Linked DNA regions of Homo sapiens: region 2 is linked to region 1. Evidence: read pairs that join two places in POLR2A ChIA-PET (ENCODE). Cell type or tissue: OCI-LY7. All regions are shown on one strand. Links, peaks and the distances in the headings refer to the core of each region. The heading gives the core; the rest is flanking DNA. Region 1 overlaps REL (REL proto-oncogene, NF-kB subunit). Region 2 overlaps PUS10 (pseudouridine synthase 10).

Evidence for each region. ChIA-PET counts read pairs that join two places held together with the same protein. Peaks named below come from ENCODE experiments on the same cell type or tissue, not always from the same donor. Only the 100,000 strongest peaks of a DNase experiment are listed, where the experiment ranks them.
Region 2: POLR2A ChIA-PET joins it to region 1 with 6 read pairs; 3 of 35 experiments call an interaction of 5 or more read pairs at or near these places.

The regions. Positions count from the first base shown.
Region 1 is chr2:60,913,168-60,917,167 of GRCh38, reverse strand. REL (REL proto-oncogene, NF-kB subunit) reads right to left here. Exons shown (of 10, transcript NM_001291746.2): 5 at 151-291. Among named protein-coding and RNA genes, the nearest start is that of REL, 34 kb to the right of the region's middle. In OCI-LY7, for the core only: no CTCF peak of the experiment used is centred there; no DNase peak of the experiment used is centred there.
Region 2 is chr2:60,974,982-60,991,732 of GRCh38, reverse strand. All of the region lies in intron 4 of PUS10 (pseudouridine synthase 10), which reads left to right. Among named protein-coding and RNA genes, the nearest start is that of PEX13, 34 kb to the left of the region's middle. In OCI-LY7, for the core only: no CTCF peak of the experiment used is centred there; a DNase peak (open chromatin) is centred at 6,802; H3K4me3 peaks cover 1,107 bases; H3K27ac peaks cover 2,152 bases.

The DNA.
Region 1 (4,000 bases), core at 1-4,000:
AAGATTTCCTTTCTGTTATATATTTCTCTAATGTCTGGAAGTTTTCCTATCATGAATATATTGTTTTCCTAATTACCAAAATAATTTTAAGAATTAAACTATTACAAAAAACAAGTTAAGACTACAAATATAAGAAAATGAAGTACTTACGGTTGTCATAAATTGGGTTCGAGACAACAGGAGGAAGAGCAGTCGTCAAATTACCATGTTCATCAGGGAGAAAAACTTGAAAACACAGTCTCACCACATTGAGGTCACAATCTTCAATATCATTCAGCTGTTTTTCAGGGACTGAATAGAAAAAAAAAATTTTTTAAATGTAATAGTCACATAGACCTAAAGACTTGCTAGGTCCTCCTCCCTGCCCATTATAGCCAATAACCTTGAATAGCATCCAAATATGTATGAATAAAAATAGAACAGTATACAATCTCAAGAATGCCTTTTATCATTCTTATCAAGTAATCACTATCTAACAGTATTTGATAAATTATAGCCATGTTCAGGAAGTAACTATCCCCTCACCTGGGATTTAAAGCAAAATCCCAAGTTGACATTAATAACAAATCAAAGTTTTAAAAAATAGTTGCAGGTTTGTACACAACAAAGAATGGCATTTACCCATTCATTCAACAAGTATGTATTTGGTCCAGTTGTTGTGTTAAGGACTCTGTAAATTATCTCCTAAATCTGTACAAGAATTACTTTCATCCCCATTTTACAAACGAGGAACTGAGTTTAGTTCGTTTTTTTGACATGGGGGTCTCACTCTGTTGCCCAGGCTGGAGTGCAGTGATGCGATTTTGGTTCACCTCAACCTCCGCCTCCCAGGCTCAAGTGATCTTCCCATCTCAGCCTCCTGAGTAGCTGGGACTACAGGCACATGCCACCACGCCCAGCTAATTTTTCTATTTTTTTGTAGAGATGGGGTTTCACTATGTTGCCCAGGGTGGTCTCAAACTCCCAGGCTCAAGTGATCCACCCACCTTGGCCTCCCAAAGTGTTGGGATTATGGGCGTGAGCCACTGAGCCTGGCCTGGAACTGACTGTAAAGAGATGAATTACTTGCCCAAAGTTTCACAGTGACAGGGTGGAAATGTGAACTCAAGTCATTAAATTTAGAGCCTATGCTTTTAAAAATTGAAATCTATTAGAAAATTGTACATGTGTTGTACATAAAAATGACATACACAAGAGTATCTACTAAATGTGGATCAACATTTTAAGGATGAAATACCAAGAAACAAAAAAATGTTAAGATAGCTAGTTTCCATAAGAAATTTTACGTGCAAACTTAAAAAATGTTTTAATTAAAAATTTTACAGTTCTATAAAACTAGAAAAGCTCATGATAGAATATAGTATAATAGTTTGTTAAATTAGTATTTGAACCAGAAATCCAGTTCCAAAAGAAAATATTGCCTTTTCAAATGCCATAAGCTATAGCAATAAGTCATATTTTTAAAAAGCAAGACATGCACATTATTTACATAACAATTTTACTTTGCAAAGTATTAAATTTTGAAACACTAAATTTAGAAACATAGTTAAGCCCAAATTCCTTATTTTACAGGCAATAACTAATAAAACTGATAATGTATTTTGTACTGTTTTTATTTAATGACATTGAGAGTCTACTTAGCTATCACAACATTTATAAGTATCCCAGTATTAGCATTCTTATGCTTAATCTTTGAAACAGTGCATAAAAACACATCTGTACTCTGTACAACTGAAAGGTCAAAATGTTATGATACCAACACTTGTGTTACAGCAGCATACTCTACTGGCACTATTGTGTAGGCAATATGAGAGCTACCTCTTCAAAATCCATTTTTACAGCATTATAAATGTAGCATTCAAGATATTAGTGTCTCTCAATTGCAAAGATGAGTAATCAATATGCAAAAAAGATAAATTTGTAGCTAGATGTTCCTGGTAAGTTTAAAAACAAACCTATGTGAACTCTGTGAATGGATAAACAAAGTGTGGTATAGACCTACAATGGAATAAACTCAGCAATAAAAGAGAACAAACTGGCCAGGCGTGGTGGCTCACACCTGTAATCCCAGCACTTTGGGAGGCCGAGGTGGGTGGATCATGAGGTTGGGAGATCGAGACCATCCTGGCTAACACGGTGAAACCCCGCCTCTACTAAAAATACAAAAAATTAGCCAGGCGTGGTGGCGGGCGCCTATAATCCCAGCTACTTGGGAGGCTGAGGCAGGAGAATGGTGAACCCGAGAGGCAGAGCTTGCAGTGAGCCGAAATTGTGCCACTGCACTCCAGCCTGGGCGACAGAGCAAGACTCCATCTCAAAAAAAAAAAAAAAACAAAAAAACAAGCTATGGGTATACACTCCCAAATGAATGTATCTCAAAACCATGTTGAGCAAAAGAAACCAGATACAAAAGTATACTGTATGCTTCCATTTACATGCAGTTTTAGAAAAGATTAATCTCCAGTGACAGAAGGCAGATTAGTAATTGCCTGAGGCAGAGGCAGGGTAGGGAACTGAGCGAGAAGGGGACCAGGGAAATTTTAGGGGGTGATGGAAATGTTCCATAGCTTGATTGTGGTTATGTAGCAGGACATATTCGGGTAGATTTTATTGTATCTCAATAAAAGTTTATTTTAAATATTTTTAAATGGCACATAAAAGAAAAATAAACAAACTGGTCAATAAGCCAAAGTTCAAAAACATTTAGTCACATAATAGTTCTACTACAGGGAAGAAATTCTACTTACTTCTCAAAAAAAATCACTGTTTATGAGATTTTGCTTTGAATCTTCTCAATGTGTGGAAATACAATTACTACTGCATCAGAATTACTTTCATCTCTGCACAACATGGTTAAAAACTACTGACAGGCAAGAATCATGACAGATACCCGTTTTTACCCAATGCAAGATTCAGTGTAAGGCTGAAACCCCAGCTCAAAGCTTCTTTTCTATAAAGCCTAACTTCATCCTCTGCAATGGAGGGAATATTTCTCCTCTCTAAATCAGTGCAAGACTTGACCTATACCTTTCTTATGCCCTTAAAAGTTTTAAAATCTTACATGATAATCATTTATGTATGCCTCTTCTATCCTATTAGACAAAGTTTCAAATGAAGTCAGAAGGGATGTCTGATGTATCTCCACTAGGTGTTGAACCTAGTAGTGATATTTATTATACATTTTCTCAATTAACATAAATGACTGAAGAATTACTTAAAGTCCTATTGAACAACCAAACATTTAGATACTTTTACAAGTTACTGAAGAAAGCATAAAGTAAACGTTAATAAAAAGAAGTTCTACTTTGGTAATGATAGATGATAATCTGTAAACTGGACCAATTCAACCATGAGAATAAAGTGGACAAAATATGAAACAAAATTTCTCTAATGACATTAGAGAGCTAACAAGGTCATGAAAAACCATGCGACCAAGATATGAGAGAAGAAAACCCACAGTTCAGAATGAGAGGCCACTTTTATCTGAATATAGCCTGACAATTTTCTAAGAGATGGTTAAGAAGATTGAGATGAACTCTCAATAAACTATAGGGAAAAAATAAAGGAGTTGAGAGTTTGCCAAGGATGTGGGATCTGATAAATACCCAAGGCTTTGGGGGATTTGAGGTCTGAAAGAGCTATACCCTAGGAGTAAGGGTGAACTGGAAACATATCAGATTTCAGGGATGAAAGCCCAACTTCAAATAACCTAAATCATTCACTGATTTTAGGTGACCTGGGATTGCTAGTGTACCCGGCCACTAGCCAGAAGAAAATTTTCTGCAGGGAGATAATATTGTAGGCCTAAAATCTTTACTCTTTTTCACAGAAAATGACTGGTATTTTATCTTAAATAACCACACATATGAGGAGGCAAAATAAAAAATTTTTTTTTAAAAGAAAGCAACAGGCAATAAAAACATACCACAAAGGATCCAAATAATGAAGTTTTCAGACATATAATTTAAAGTAACTATACTTAATATATTCAAGGAATTAA
Region 2 (16,751 bases), core at 5,178-9,177, 69 kb before region 1:
TACCCCCTCACACATATCATTATCTTAGAAGTTATGCATTTACAGTTTTTCCTTTACTCTTAAAAGTACTAATTAAATTGGTACTCCCATTTCTACAAAAAATAAAAAATTAGCTGGACATGGTGGTGCATGCCTGTAGTCCCAGCTATTCAAGAGGCTGAGATAGGAGGATTGTTTGAGCCCAGGAAGTTGAGGCTGCAGTGAGCCAAGATTGAGCCATTGCACTCCATCCTGGATGACAGAGTGAGACTCTCTCTCTCAAATAAAAATAAATACTTTTATCTTTCCCAGAGAATGCAAAGACCTTGGAATACTTGGATTCCTTGTATCTCTTAATTTACATTTCATTGTGTGTGTTTTAATTTGACACATGTTTAAATCTCATGTGACATTATTTTATACAAGTAATATTCTATACAATCAGTCAATATTCACAGATTTACCTACATATTCATCTTGTGTATTACCCTTTATTTCAGCTGTCATCTGGGATTATATTCTTCTGCATGAAGAATATCCTTTAGTTTAGTTTTTGTTTTTTAAAGTATAGGTCAGGCCAGGTGCAGGGACTCATGCCTGTAATCCCAGCATTTTAGGAGACTGAGGCAGGAGGATTGCCTGAGCCCAGGAGTTTGAGACCAGCCTGGGCAACATAGAGAGACTCCGTCTCTACAAAAAAATAAAATGTTAGGCCAGGCATGGTTGTTCACACCTGTAATTTCAGCACTTTAGGGGGCCAACTCAGGATCATTTGAGCCCAGGAGTTCAAGACCAGCCTGGGCAGCATAACAAGACCTCATGTCAACAAAAAATGAAGAAAGTTATCTGGGCTTGGTGGTGTGCACCTGTAGTCCCAGCTACTCAGGAGGCTGAGGTGGGAGGATTGCTTGAACCCAGACGTGGAGGCTGCAGTGAGCTGAGATTATGCCACTGCACTCCAGCCTGGACAACAGAGTGAGACCCTGTCTCAAAAGAAAAGAAAAGAAAAGAAAATTTGGACATTGATTATGAAAAATATAATTTGAAACTAAAATAATGTTCTCCTCCAGAGAGGATTTTTGTTTTCTTCTGAGTTCTAGCTAGGGGCATTAGCAATTCTGAATTACCTTAATCCAGCCACAGGGATTGCAATTACCTTAATCCAGCTACAGGGATTGCAGTGATTTGAAGTTGATCTTTAACACCTTTAAGGACTGTTCTCGTCCCCATTTACCCCTGCTTCTAGGGTGTCATGCTTCATGGTTTCAGCCAAAACATAGGGCTTATCAGGATTCCCTCTCTCTCTTCTGACAACAGATGCCCCTTAGGGAAAAGCTGCTCAAAACACCTGGCTCATCTTTGGTTCCCTTCTTCTGAATTTTGGCCCTGTAACTCTTCACTACCTTGTTAACTTTCTGATGTCTTCATGCAATTTTTTTTTAGTTGTCCAGCTTTTCTAGTTGTCCTCAGGAGGGTTGATCCACTATTAACAAATTTTCTCAACTTTGTTTTCCAATCTTGTTTAGCTTTTCATAAATAGTAATACTATGTTTTTAATTCCAAGACCTTTTCTGTTTTCTAGGTTTTTTTTCCCGTGCGTGCGTGTGAGTATGTGTATGGGTGTTTTAGAAAAATAGGATCCTATTCTTGTTAAACACAATATTTTATCTTTCTGAGAATATCAATATGTGTTGCTATTGTGTAATTTTTTTGTCTCTAGTTTCTTAAAGTTACTTTTTTCAGTTTATTTTGGTACCTTCTATGTCAAGTTGCCTGCTTATTGTTGGTGAGTTGGTCATATTGAAGAGTACAGAATAAGAAGCAGTTGAGCCTGGGCGTGGTGGCTCATGCCTGTAATCTTAGCACTTTGGGAGGCCGAGGCGGATGGATCACTTTAAGTCAGGAGTTCGAGACCAGCCTGGCCAACATGGTGAAAGCCCATCTCTACTAAAAATATATTTTTAAAAATTAGCCGGGCATGGTGGTGGGTGCCTGTAGTCCCAGCTACTTGGGAGGCTGAGGCAGGAGAATAGCTTGAGCTCAGGAGGAGGAGGTTGCAGTGAGCTGAGATTGCACTTGGGCAACAAGAGTGAAACTCTGTCTCAGAAAAAAAAAAAGAATAAGCAGTTGGAAGCTAGATATGTGAATAAAGAGGGAAGATTCACTGTGAGCTTTACCGAATACTGAGCTATCTGTCTTCATTTAGGTCTTGGGCAGGTGACATTTCTTTATAGAGATGCAGTCTCCTATCTAGCAATCTGCCAAGGTCCAAAAACGGGTGGGGCCTGGGGTTATGTGTGTATGTCATCATCTTTCTGCCTATGTTTACTCAGTGAAGTATTAATGCCCTTAAATGTGACTCAAAAGACTCAATCAAAAGACCTTCATTTTACCATCTCCAGGAAATAAAACTCTGTTCTTTTACTAGGGTTAGAGAGGGACATTCACCTGGCTGCATGGAGTGGGGTAGGGGATCTGAGAATCTGCCTCTTTTGCAAACAGTCAATTTTCTTTATTCCTACCCTTTACCTTCCACCACCACTTCCAGAATTCCTTGGTGCTGCTTATTTCCAGAATTCCTTGGTGCTGCTTAACTCCTGTTTTTATTGTGGAGTATTCATTTCTTCTGCTGCCAATTTAGGATTCAACTTTTGGGATGTCTGCTAAGTCCTTTACCACTGTTCAATCTGCTTTCTAGCTTTCAAATTGTTGCTATTCCCTGCACTCCTACTGTCCCCATCCTAGTGGATTTTATGCAGTTTTAACAAACCTCTGTACTGCTGTTTTAGGGGCTTAACAAAAGCGCATGCCTGGCCAGGTGGTGGGGCTCATGCCTGTAATCCCAGCACTTTGAGAAGCCAAGGCAGGTGGATCACCTGAGGTCAGGAGTTTGAGACCAGCCTGGCCAACCTGGCAAAACCCCGTCTCTACTAAAAAAAAAAAAAAAAAAATTAACCCGGTATGGTGGCGCGCACTTGTAATCCCAGCTATTCGGGAGGCTGAGGCAGGAGAATCACCTGAACCCAGGAGGCAGAGGTTGCAGTGAGCCGAGATTGCACCGTTGCACTCCAGCCTGGGCTACAGAGCAAGACTCCATCTCAAAAAACAAACAAACAAAAACCGCATCCTCAAATTTGATCTTCCCTTTTTACCAAGAAGGCCAGTTATATTTGTTTACTTTTAAGATAAAATTTTTGCATTTGTCTAATTTTAATTTGTATTATAGTTACATTATTTGTATTTACTGCATTAAGCAAATTACTAAGACCAAAGTGTACTATATTGTTTTTTTTTCATCTGTAAGATCAGAAATACTTTCTTACACTAAAGCAACCCTAATGGAAATCTACCAATCTAGTTTTTATTTTACAAACTAATTACAGGGAGGACTATGAGGAGAAAACATGTCAAAATTTTATTTATAGTAGTTTATATTCTTTTTGGCAATTAATATTAGAATTTACACCTAACAGTGACCCTTAGAATGTTTGCAGATTTTAAGGTTATGTAATGGAGGAGTAGTTGGCTAAAGAGAAATGTAGAAAAAATTCATTACTGGTTATTCTCATAATGTATTTAATAATCATTTTTGACATCTCGTGAGCCTAGGCCTTTTAAAGTTTGTTTAGTTATTTAATTAAATTTATTTATTTATTTATTTATTTTAGACGGAGTCTTGCTCTCTCACCCAGGCTGGAGTGCAGTGGTACGATCTCAGCTCACTGCACCCTCCTCCTCCCAGGTTCAAGAGATTCTCCTGCCTCAGCCTCCCAAATAGCTGGGACTACAGGCGTGTGCCACCATGCCTGGCTAATTTTTTTTTTTTTTCTTGAGACAGAGGCTCTCTGTGTCCCCCAGGCTGGAGTGCAGTCGCATGATCTAGGCTCACTGCCAGTTTAGTATGCCTCCACCTCCTGGGCTCAAGCTTTTCTCCTACCTCAGCCTTATGAGCAGCAGAGATTACAGGCAGGCCCAGCTAATTTTTGTGTTTTTAGTAGAGATGGGGTTTCGTGATGTTGGCCAAGCTTGTCTCGAACTCCTGACCTCAAGTGATCTGCCCGCTTCAGCATCCCAAAGTGCGGCACGAGCCACTGCACTGACCTGTTTAGCTATTTTAGCTTCTATTTTTATATCATACTGTACACAATTAGTGGTGATATATGAATAGCTCATCACATTGCCATTCTCCAAAAATTTGCTTGAAATTTCCCACACACCAAAGCTTTGTCATTAGACCTTGCCTTTAGACAGGTTGTCACCAAATTATTTTCAGGAATCTGTGGTTCCTTTTTTCTTCTTCCTTTTTTTTCTCTCTCTCTCACTTTCTATATTTTTCTCCTTCTCTTTCTTCCTCCCTCCCTTCCTCTCTTCCTTGCAAATATTACATCAAGGTGTCCTAATAAAGATAGTGGCAGGATTTAAATTGGACAGGAATTAAGGTCCAGGGACCCCTGCCTTTCTCCTTTCCCGTGTCTTATTGCATTTTGTCACTGGGTGTGTGGTTAAATCTGCCTTGGTCATTCATTACGTCTTGCACACCTGTTAACAAGCATTCATAGCTAGAAACTAACCCACTGCAGATACTGTTCCATTCTCAGATTCATGGCAAATTTTGATAAATATCATATCATCTACTTTAAACTTTTAGACTAAAACTAGAAAATTTGGAAAGATCAAAGCTTGAGGAGATCCTTTTTAATTTAATGGATTTTAAGAAGCAACTTAATTTATTTTTCGAATTACTGAACAGAGAGTCAGAAGACCTGTATTATAAAAACAACAATTAACATTCTCATAAACTATCTCATTTAAACTTCCAATTTTACAAGAAACCTCTTTTTTCCTGTCTTCTAGATGGGGAAAGAAACACCCAAAGGGCACAGAACTTGCTCTAAATCACTTGCTGGCTAAGTAGGAGAGAGAGCTTGAACCCAGTTCTTTCTGTCTCCGAATCCCTTGCTTTGTTTGGGATTCTTTATGACCTCCTTCCTATGCTGTTCTGATACTACTTAGGCAAGTCCCTGGAAAGAAAAGGAGATGGCAGGCACACTAAACTAGCAGATTGAAGAGTTAACTGTTTATATTGGAAAGATTTTGTTTGAAGTTTTTGGTGTATTGCTTTAATAAATTTAGAAAGACTTAAATATCAACAGCTTGACATATAACCAAACCTATTTTTCACAAAATTCATATAATTTTAAGAAAAGTGCAAAATTCACTAAGTTTAGGAAGATGTTTCTTTAAAAATAAAATTATGATATATGGGGCTTGTGTGCATTTCACAGTTTACAAAGCATTCATTCTATATCATAATACCTCTAAAATTTAGCTGTTGCATTTATGGGGAATGAGGTTTACCTTCAAATAAATGGGTAACTCTTCTCTTTGAAATGAAAATAAAATATAGAAAATTTTAAAACAGGTAGTTTTATTACATTCAAATGCATGTGGTAACTTAAACTAGGTCAACATAGTCCATTCATTAAATTTCAGCTTGAAAGAATCCTTGGAGTTATCTTTTAATGAATAGATAAAACCAAATTTGTAATTAGCATGTTAATTATATGGTCTTTAAAAATGTATGGGAGAGCACTTTAAAACTGTTTTTTTAAAACATTTAAAGCATTGTCCCTGAAAATCTGGTTTGTGTTATTGATCTATCAATGAAGGAAGTACTTGCTAAAGAAAGGTAAATCCTCCCCAACCCATTCAAAAACATCACACATTCTGAATTAGTAGGTACTTTTAATGCATTTTCCTTTGATTTCCCTGATGCAAAAGTAGAAGTAACTTTTTTTTTTTTTTTTTTTTTTTTGGTGAAGTCTGGTTTCTCCTATAACAAGTGTTCTAATCTTACGAGCATATTTCTGAAGGATTGCAGACCCAACCTAGAGTAAACCCATTAGATACGGCCCCATCCAAATAAGACACTGAGGAATAAAAAAGAGAAAAGGCCGGGTGCAGTGGCTAACACCTCTGTAGTCCCAGAACTTTAGGAAGCTAGATGGGTGGATTGCTTGAGGCCAGGAGTTCAAGACTAACCTGGCCAACATGGCGAAACCCCATCTCTACTAAAAATACAAAAATTAGCTGGCTGTGGTGGCACATGCCTGTAATTCCCGCTACTCGGGAGGCTGAGGTGTTAGAATCGCTTGAACCCAGGAATCAGAGGTTGTAGTGAGCTGAGATCATGCCACTGCACTCCAGCTTGAGCAACACAGTGAGATCCTGTTTCAAAAAAAAAGAGAGAAAAAAATATTTCATCTTTAGCACAAAGTCCTCATAGAAATAATAAATTTCAAAAAACCTATAAATTTTTCAAAAGTAAAAATTTATTCTCATCCCAAAAATAGAAACTGTTTTGTACTGTTCCTCTGTTTTTCATTGCTGAGAGGTGATAGTGAAGCAGCAAGGATCCTATAAATATAGTACATTTTAAAATAAAATAGACCTCAACCTATTAGATAATATTTAAATGAGGATTCCTCAAACTAATAGTACCCAAGCAAATATACTATGTAACACTTTAAAATTTTGTGATCTAATATTCCTTTTAATTTCTTTTTAGTAAATTGATTTGATAATAAATTGAGATATAATTCATTTTAGCAAACTTACTGTTATACAAAAGATAACTTAGATAATTGGTTGTGAGTTTTTAAAATAACCTTTAAATTTCTGAAAAGGATTCACAAGTATTACATTTAATTTTTTTCTTTTTTAAATTATAAAAACAGCACATGCTTACTGAAAGTGCCAAACAACTCAGAAGTATGTAAAGTTAACATTAGTCTCTCTCTTTCTCTTCCTCTTTTCTACTTCCCATTTTCTGGAGTAACATTTTGGTAATCTCTTTCTGAGACCTTTTGCTATATACATATTAACGTATACCTGCATGTACTGCACATAGTTTGGGTTTGTTTGCTTTAGTGAAACATACATGTCCTGCAAACTTTTTACCTTGCAACAACCATTGACAACCTTCAACTGTGTTAGAACTTACAGAGCTCACATATGCATATATGAGCTTTCCCGTACAGATGGTTAAATCAGAATTTCTTAAATTAATTCATTTATCCAGTTGAAGAATATTCAGATCACCTTCAGTTTTCAGTTTTTATTATTATAAATGGAATTTGCAATGAACATACTTGTATATGGAGTCTAGTATTTCTATATTTTGGTCTGATAAATTCTTAGAATTGGAACTGCTGAATTGATGGGAATACAGATTTAGAATTGTGATAGGTATTTCCAAATTGCCCTCCTAAAAGGTGGTACCAGTTTACAGCAGTGTATTACAACCCCATGTCTTTTTCAAACCTGAAGTTACACTCTTCGGTATTTTCTAACCTATATGCAAAAGTTTTCTTGTTTTAGTTCACACTTGTACTATTTGATTTTCAGGTGAACTTTTACATCTTTTTATATGTTTACTAGCCATCTGGGTTTCTATTTTCTGGTTATTTGGCTTTTTAAAATTGATTAGTAAGTGCTCTTTGGACATAGTGACTATTAATCTTTCATCAATTCTGTTTCTCCCACCCAGCCTGACATTTGCCATTTACCTTTGTTTGTGGTCATTTAACAAACATAAATTTCTAATTTTATGGAACTTTTCATCTAGGAACAAATTTATCTGTACTTTTTCAATATTTGTTTTGATCTTTCAATTATATTATAGTTTTTCCTCACACATTTATTTATTCCTATGTGTTTTTAAATGTTTTTTATTTTTGATTTTAGTTGAAATTTGAGTGGAATCTCTTTTTCCCATAATTTTTTTTCTTTGGCTATTAGGAAAGTAATATATGCATGTTTGTAGGTGTGTGTGTTTAATGTTTGTCTTGGAACTGACTAACTTGCAGGTCTCTATTATTAATCCTAGTGGTTTTTCAGTTATTATCTAGGTATGCAGTTACCTTATTTGCAAATAATGATAGTTTTGTCATTTCTTTTTTACTATTTTAAAAATATATACAGTATATTTAGGTGTATCATATGTGTATATTTTAATACTAAGTATATTGTTAGCTCTATTCTGATAGGTACACTTTATCTAATTTTTTTTTTTTTGAGATGCAATTTTGCTCTTGTTGCCAAGGCTGAAGTGCAATGATGCGATCTCGGCTCACTGCAACCTCCGCCTCCCTGGTTCAAGCGATTCTCCTGCCTCAGCTTTCTGAGTAGCTGGGATTACATGCGCTACCATGCTCAGCTAATTTTTTTGTATTTTTTAGTAGAGAGGGGTTTCACCATGTTGGTCAGGCTGGTCTCAAACTCCTGACCTCAGGTGATCCACCTGCCTCAGCCTCGCAAAGTGCTGGGATTACAGGCGTGAGCCACCGCGCCCAGCCTATCCTTTATTTAATGAAATTTGCTTCTATTCCAAGTATAGTATGTTGTGTTAAAAATAATAAATAGATATTTGTAATAATTATATTTTTCTCCTTTTATCTATTTTGTAGTCAAGTAAACTAATAATTTCCTTGTGTTGAATTTGTGTTGTTTTCTTGAAATAAGCATTTTTCATTCTGATTATAGTAACAATTAGACTTAAGGGCTGGGTGTGGTGGCTTATGCCTGTAATCCCAGCACTTTGGGAGACCAAGGCAGGAGGATTGCTTAAGGCCAGGATTTTGAAACCAGCATGGTCAACGTAGTGAGACCCCCATCTCTACCAAGACAAAAAATTAGCTAGGTATGGTGGTGCATGCCTGTAGTCCCAGCTACTCAAGACTATATTTTTGTCTGATAAATTCTTAGAATTGGAAATGCTGAATTGAAGGGAATACAATTCAGCTGGCTGAGGTGGAGGATCACTTGAGCCTGGGAGTTAGAGGCTGCAGTGAGTCATGATCGCGCCACTGAGCTCCAGCCTGGGTGTCAGAAAGAGACCCTGTCTCAAAAAAAAAAAAATTCGACTTAATATTTTATTTAGGATATTTACATACATAGATATTTGGTTTAGGTATTAAATCATGCAATTAGATTTTATATTAGATTATGTAAAACTTTTGGAAAGAACTGTGAGGTTTTCTTACGCTTTGAAAATTTTAACAACAAAGAAATTATCTGTTTTTGTTTCTTGAAATGTTGTTAAATTCACTTATAAAATGATATTAGATGGTTATAAAGGTAGGTCTTTATTACTTTTTCAATTTCTTCTATTAAAAGTTATTGTTCTATCTGGCCAGGCATGGTGGCTCACGCCTGTAATCCCAGCACTTTGGGAGGCTGAGGCAGATGGATCATTTGAGGTCAGGAGTTTGAGACCAGCCTGGCCAACATTGCAAAACCCTGCCTCTACTAAAAATACAAAAATTAGCTGGGTGTGGTGGTGCACACCTGTAATCCCAGCTACTCGGGAGGCTGAGACACAAGCATTGCATGAACCCAGGAGGTGGAAGTTTCAGTAAGCCAAGATCGTGCCACTGCACTGCAGCCTGGGTGACAGAGCAAGACTCTGTCTCCAAAAAATAAATAAATAAATAAATAAAATAAATAAATAAATCCAGGGATCAAGATAAAGACAGATTTTCTGGAGAGAGGAGAGAAGTAAGTATACGGAGTTCCTGCTGGAGTCAGGCAGTCCTGTAGTCCTGGGACCAAATACCTGCATTGTGACTAGGAGGAAGTTAGAGGCCTCTTTATTTTTTTATTATTTTTATTTTTTTAATGGAGATGGAAAAAGAAAAGTTATTGGTCAATCTGTTTTTTCCCTCTTCTTGAGTCAAATTTTGATTAATTAAATATTAGCTATTTAATTACCAAATAATTAATTTGTTACTTTACTTTCCTTCAAAATTGTTTGTTTCAAAGTGTGGTCTAGCAACCCCTAGAAGTCCTTGCAAGGGGTTCACGAGGTCAAAAGTATTTTTATAGTTTATAATAATTTGCTTTTTTCACTCTCATTCTTTTAAGAGTATACAGTGGAGTTTTCCAGAGGCTATGTGATTACAGCAAATTGAATGTAGAGGCAGAATGAAAATCCAGGTATCTCCTATTAAGATGTATATTAAAGAGATTTGCAAAAATGTACCACAGCATCAGTTTTCTCACTAAATTATTTTGTTTGAAAAATATATTTTTCAAGAAAAGTTATTTATGTTAACACATAATGGATTTATTACTTTGTCATTAATTTTTAATGAATTAATAAATATTTTTTAGGCCAGGCACGGTGGCTCACGCCAATAATCCCAGCACTTTGGGAGGCCAAGGCAGGCAGATCACCTGAGGTCAGGAGTTCAAGACTAGCCTGGCCAACATGGTGAAACCCCATCTCCACTAAAATACAAAAATTAGCTAGATGTGGTGGCGGGCACCTGTAATCCCAGCTACTTGGGAGGCTGAGGCAGGAGAATCGCTTGAACCTGGGAGGCAAAAGTTGCAGTGAGCCGAAATCTTGCTGTTGCACTCCAGCCTGGGTGACAGAGCGAGACTCAGTCTCAAAAAAAATAATTTAATTTATGGTTTTAATTGCTAATATGGTAAATATTGATAGCTATAACCAACATAAACAAAAGCTACTTGAGGTTCTTAAAAACTTAAGAATGTAGGCTTGGCGTGGTGGCTCACACCTGTAATCCCAGCACTTTGCGAGGCCAAGGCAGGTGGATCACCTGAGGTCAGGAGTTTGAGACAAGCCTGGCCAACATGGCGAAACCCCATCTCTACTAAAAAAATACAAAAATTAGCCAGGCATGGTGGCGCGTGCCTGTAGTCCCAGCTACTCAGGAGGCTGAGGCAGGAGAATCGCTTGAGCCCAGGAGGAGAGGTTGCAGTGAGACGAGATTGTGTCATTGCACTCCAGCCTGGGCAACAGAGTGAGTCTCTGTCTCATAAAAAAAAGAATGTAATGGGTCCTTAACCAAACTGTTAGAGAACCACTGATCTACATATAACAATTTAATTTTTTTGAAGGTGCCTGTACTCATCTTCTATAATTCTTTAAATCTTCTTTGAATAGAATAGTCTACTGTACGTGTGTATATATCTTCATCTATATATATAATTACATTTTACATGCATTTTTGTTTTTACACATTTATTGTGTGTTCATGTGTGTTTGTCAGCAGAACTGCAACTTAAATGGAAGCACTGACCTACTTGGTGTTTTGGTTCTTTCTTGTGGCTGATTTTGTCCACAGGCCAAGTTTCTATAAGTGATTTAGTTATGTGAGCTAGTGGATTTCTGATGATAGTGTTGGATGAAAGGCACAGAGTTCCGTAGCCACAGGCAGGAACAGTTGGTGGGAGATGGGTGGTCCTCCAGGGAAGCTGCCATCACAGGTCAGCCTTATCCTCTGATGGTTGTGCTGGATTTCTTGCAACTTGTATTGTGCTCAAGGCAGGAACTCAGAGGTATCCTTAGAATGGGGCTTCACTGTACAAAGTCCTGGCCACTATAAATGTTTCAGAGAAGATGCTGGCTCTCTAAAACCAAATTCAAAGAGGGAGTACATTTGCACTTCTCAGCCACACCCGGCTGCCAACAGATGTTTGAGATCCTTGTTTCACTGAGGTTATTAACTCTAGAGTTACCTGAAATTCAGTTGCTATGTGTGTTCTCTCTCATTTTCATATGACACTAAAGAACAGTACTGAGCCATATCTGTCTTCATTTATCTATCCCAGAGCCTTTTCTTTATTGTAACTGTTGTGTCTTTTCTGATCCCCCTCCCTGCTTCTACTCCTACCCCACCCCACTTGCAGAATTTCCTCTTGTTATTTCCAATCAAATCCTTCATTTCTAAACAAACATCAGCACCTACAGTGTTGGAAGATGCAATACAATTTCCTTAAAACTCACAACATAAAAATAGCAATTCCAGGAACTGGAGTAATAGAGCTGTAAAACCTAATTTGGCCCCACAGATTCATTCTATGCTGATCTGTCCTTGCTTTTCCCCTCTTGACTTGTCCAAAAAGAAGATCTTCAACCTTTTCAATGCTATCTAAAAGTTCTTATTGCCAAAGTAGAGAGAAAACCTAGAGTTAAATGATCTCTTCTTATGTCTCACTTCATTTTCTTTTTTCTCAACCATGTAGGGAAAGAAAAGAGGATTTTGATGGGTTTTTAAACATGGCCAACATAGGTTTTATTTATCAGAGGAGACACCTAGATTCAGTCTGTTACATTCATTTAATCACACGTCTGACATCCAAGCCTTTGGGGAAAAGAAGAAAGTTTTGAGATGGGGAGGTGGCGGGGGTGAGGAGATGGTGGTGGTGCAAGAGTCAACTAAGTGGTAGATCAAACAGTGGTTATAGGAAAATATTCCCCCTTCCTCTCTTACCTTCCTCTTTTTTGCCACCACGCCTGAGACACAAGGAGAGGCAGATGTTCAAGGTTATAGCATGCTGCCACAACCCTGACACACGGTGAGGCACAGGCCCTGATGGAGCAGAAGCTTAAGGCACTAGCATGCTGGGGATGGGGAGGAGGAGAAGGAGGAAATCTTAGGCAGTGGTCTGGATAGAGAGAAGGAAGAAGAATTTCTCTTGTCACTAACCTCCTTATTGAGCCCAGTTTCCAAATGGCTATTACAGTGCAAGAAAAAATTACATAAATGTTTGTATGTATGTATGCATATGTGTATGTGTATGTGTATGTGTATGTGTATGTGTATGTGTATGTGTATGTGTTGGGAGAAGAGTTTGGAGCAGGGGGTACTGCTAAATGCCTCCAGCTGCCCACACAACTATTGTCATTTTTCTATTGTCATTATTCTCAGTCTATATTTATTTTATCTTTGTTATTATAAATGAGTCCAAGAGATGTGTAAGATTCAAAAGAATATAGTTTGAAGGGCATTGGTGGTGATTTAGAAACCTCAACATCACTGCCAATCAGCAAGTCCTGCCAATCTGTGTTCTCAATAGTTCTTAAAGTTGCCTACACTTTATCATCACTAGCATTGCTGTAATATATTTTTTCTTGCTTGAATTACTGCTTTAGTTTACGACAAATCTTCCTTTTCTTTAATTCCCATCTTTTTCTTCTAATTCACAATGCAACCAGAGTGGGCATTCCTGAAGACAAATATGATCATGCTACTTCATTCCTTAAAATCCTTCTGTGGGACCATATTGCCTTAAGGGGAATATCTAAACCCCTTAGTATGGGTCCAGTAGTTCTGTGATCTAAGTCCTGCTTCCTCCTTTGCATTTCCCAGCCACACATCCTCAGTTCTTTAGGGACCACTGACATAGTCCCCAGAACCTTCCCAGTGCTCTCTGGCATTTGCACCTTTGGGTTTCCTCTGTTTGGAACATACTTTCCACGTTTTTCACCCTGTGAATTCTTTTTTTTTTTTTTTTTTTTTTAAGATGGAGTCTCACTCTGTTGCCCAGGCTGGAGTACAGTGGTGCAATCTCAGCTCACTGCAACTTCCGCCTCCCAGGTTCAAGCGATTCTCCTGCCTCAGTCTCCCTAGTAGCTGGGATTACAGGTGCGCACCACCACACCCGGCTAATTTTTGTATTTTTAGTAGAGATGGGGTTTCACCATGTTGGCCAGGGTGGTCTTGAACTCCTGGCCTCAGGTGATCCACCCTCCTCAGCCTCCCAAAGTGCTGGGATTATAGGCGGGAGCCCCAAGCCGGCCTGCCCTGTGAATTGTAAGTAGCTGATCCTTCGAAGCTCAGATTAGGTGTCACTTCTCCTGCAAGACTGAGCCGAGGATCCTTTACATGCCCCTCCTAAGTGTGTCTCTGTCTCAGCCCCCACCACTCTGTATTTTAATTATTTTCATTACTGTTACTATTAATAGCTTAATGTTTATTATCGTTTTGTCTTAGTTCATGGGTTTGCTCATGGGCAGAGACTGTTTTTTTATCTCTGCATTCTCAATTGCAATCTCACCACATAGGCAGTACCCCCTAAATAAATTGAATACCTTCCTCTTACGGTTTGAGAAACCCAGAGAGAGAAGCCACCTTGCTAGTGATCACATAAGAGAAGCAGAGCCTGCCTTTTGATCTAGTGTTTGTTTCCCTCCATCAGGAATTACAGACTCAGATGTCTATAAGAGCCAGATAGACAACAAAAATGAGAAAAGTGGGCTGGACACATTCTCTCATTTTTCTGGAAAATATGACTTTCTCACAGTATACTTTCCCATGTATGATAAAGAAATATTTTAGCACAAGACATATTTTCCTCTTAAACTACCACACAAGAAAAACAATAGTACAAAAATGATGGTTATATTGCAACTTGATGAATTATAGAAGATTCAAATATCAAATGTTTCTTTGTGCTGCCGCGAGTCTTGGCCTATACGTAAATGAATCACATCTCATGTTATGGTTTCAGTCTTTGGGTTCATGACCTAGCTTGGCAATCAAAACCTTCTGAACTTTCCAGTTTCATCTTTAATCGCTGAACCCCTAACCTCACTTATGAACACACATAACATACCCCAAAGTGTCCAACTTTACTGAATTGTAGTTTTGCAACACACCATTTTTAACACCTCTCTCTGTCTCTATCCTTTCTCCATCACCTCTGCTTGAATCAACTTCAATCCCTGTTCCTACTGTCACCCACTCTCATTATTTGGTACTAGATGAACCTCTAACTCAGAAAGCTCAAACACCATTCCCGGGCATAGACCTTCTGGTCTATGGTGTGTGTGTTAGTGTTAGCAGAGTACACAAGCACTTTAGCAAGCACTTATTCAACTGCCCCATTTAGGACTTGCCTAACATTCTCCAATAAAGTTAAACATAGTCCAGGATTAAATTGTGTTTTCTTAATTTTCCAGAGGTGACATACTGCCTCTGGTATCAAATTTGATTAAACCTGATAACTTTAATGCCATTTGCTTCTGTTGGGGAGGAAAAATTTTTTTGTTTACTCTAGAGAATAGATTTTTTTCTATTCACTAAGGGACAGAACATTTATCAAAATTATCTTGGTGATTTGAAAGGGAGAAATATACTTCTTTTTCCTTGCCAGAAGCAGGTCCAGGGCATTATTAGCTTGTGGTAACAATTGAATAATCCAGCAATGCTGACTTATTTGAGATTCAGCCTTTAAGCCCCTGCTGTGTGGTTAGTTCTGTCCAATCTGCTGGCATGCTGGAGCAGGGAGCCTGCAGAGGCTTTGGAAGGAAAAACCATTTAACAAGTCTCAGATACTAAAGACATTTGATTTAATTTCATGTGTTACACATGGTTACCTGGTTTCCCTTGGCAACCTCCAGTTCCGCCCTACTTTATAATTAGAGGATGGTGGGATACATTGCAGACTTGATGACATCACCTGGAAGTGACTTGTAGAGAACAGAGTTTGCTTCAAAAGAAGAGACACAAAGGTCACTAAGAAAAGACGGAAGAGTCTGAGGTTCCTTAAAGAAGAGACAGATAGCTCTCTATAGCTCAGATTTCATTGAAGAGGGAGGTTTCAGAACTAGCTATAGCAAAGCAGTTTGGAAATATGACGGAATGAGATCAAGTCCTGTAAATCTTTTAAGGTATAAATCTGAATTTTATTATTTGTAAAGTACAGATAAGGTTTCAGTTCAACAACAGTATTAATTACCATTTATTCAGTATTTGCCAGGAATATGACTTGGGTCTTTACAAACACATTAAATCATCACAATAGTCCTGCAAGGGAAGTATTAATATTTTTGTATATATAAGGACATGTGTTTATTGATCTCTTAAAGAAGGAGGCTGGGCCAGGAGAGGTGGCTCATGCCTGTAATCCCAGCACTTTGAGAGGCCGAGGTAGGCAGATCACTTAAGGTCAGGAGTTTCAGACCAGCCTGGCCAACATGATGAAACCCGGTCTCTACTAAAAATATAAAAATTAGCTGGATGTGGTGGCGGGTGCCTGTACTCCCAGGTACTTAGGAGGCTGAGGCAGGAGAATCGTTTGAAACGGGGAGGAGGAGGGTGCAGTGAGCCGAGATCGTGCTACAGCACTCCAGCCTGGGTGACAGAGTGAGACTCTGTCTCAAAATAAAAGAAAAAAAACAAAGAAAAAGAATGAGGCTGAAGGAAGGGCGGGACAAAATTAACTACAAGGTTTCAGTTTTAGGAGACCATTATTCTTTTTTTTTTTTTTTTTTGAATGCTCCCTAAGTCCCATAGGTCTCAGTCGTCTATTATAAAACAGTTTAATAACAGTGCCTATAAATGATTTCTTTAGGCATCCAGAAAAGTTTAAATTACAATCATCTTAGTAATTCTCTCATTTTACACATTAGAAAGTTGAGTCCCAGAAATTAAGTAAAACCTAAAGTTAGGTTTTCTGACTCATAGTAATTTGTGTGTTATAATACTATGATACTGTCTGGGTGCAGTGGCTCATGTCTATAATCGTAGCACTTTGGGAGGCCAAGGCGGGCGGATCACGAGGTCAAGATACTGAGACCATCCTGGCCAACAAGGTGAAACCCTGTCTCTACTAAAAATACAAAAATTAGCTGGGTGTGGTGGCGTGCACCTGTAGTCCCAGCTACTCGGGAGGCAGAGGCAGGAGGATTGCTTGAACCCAGGAGGTGGAGGTTGCAGTGACCCGAGATCACGCCATAGCACTCCAGCCTGGGCGACAGAGTGAGGCTCCGTCTCAAACAAACAAACAAACAGAACCATGATACTATGCCCATGCATTTTGAAATAAGGCTCTAATAAATGAAAGGAAAAAAGGAAGGGGTCTTGTAATACTACTACTATAAATGTATTAGGTTGAGCTAGCAGAGTAAACTAACACATCAGAAGGTACTGGTGAGACATTCAGGCACTGGTGTTACG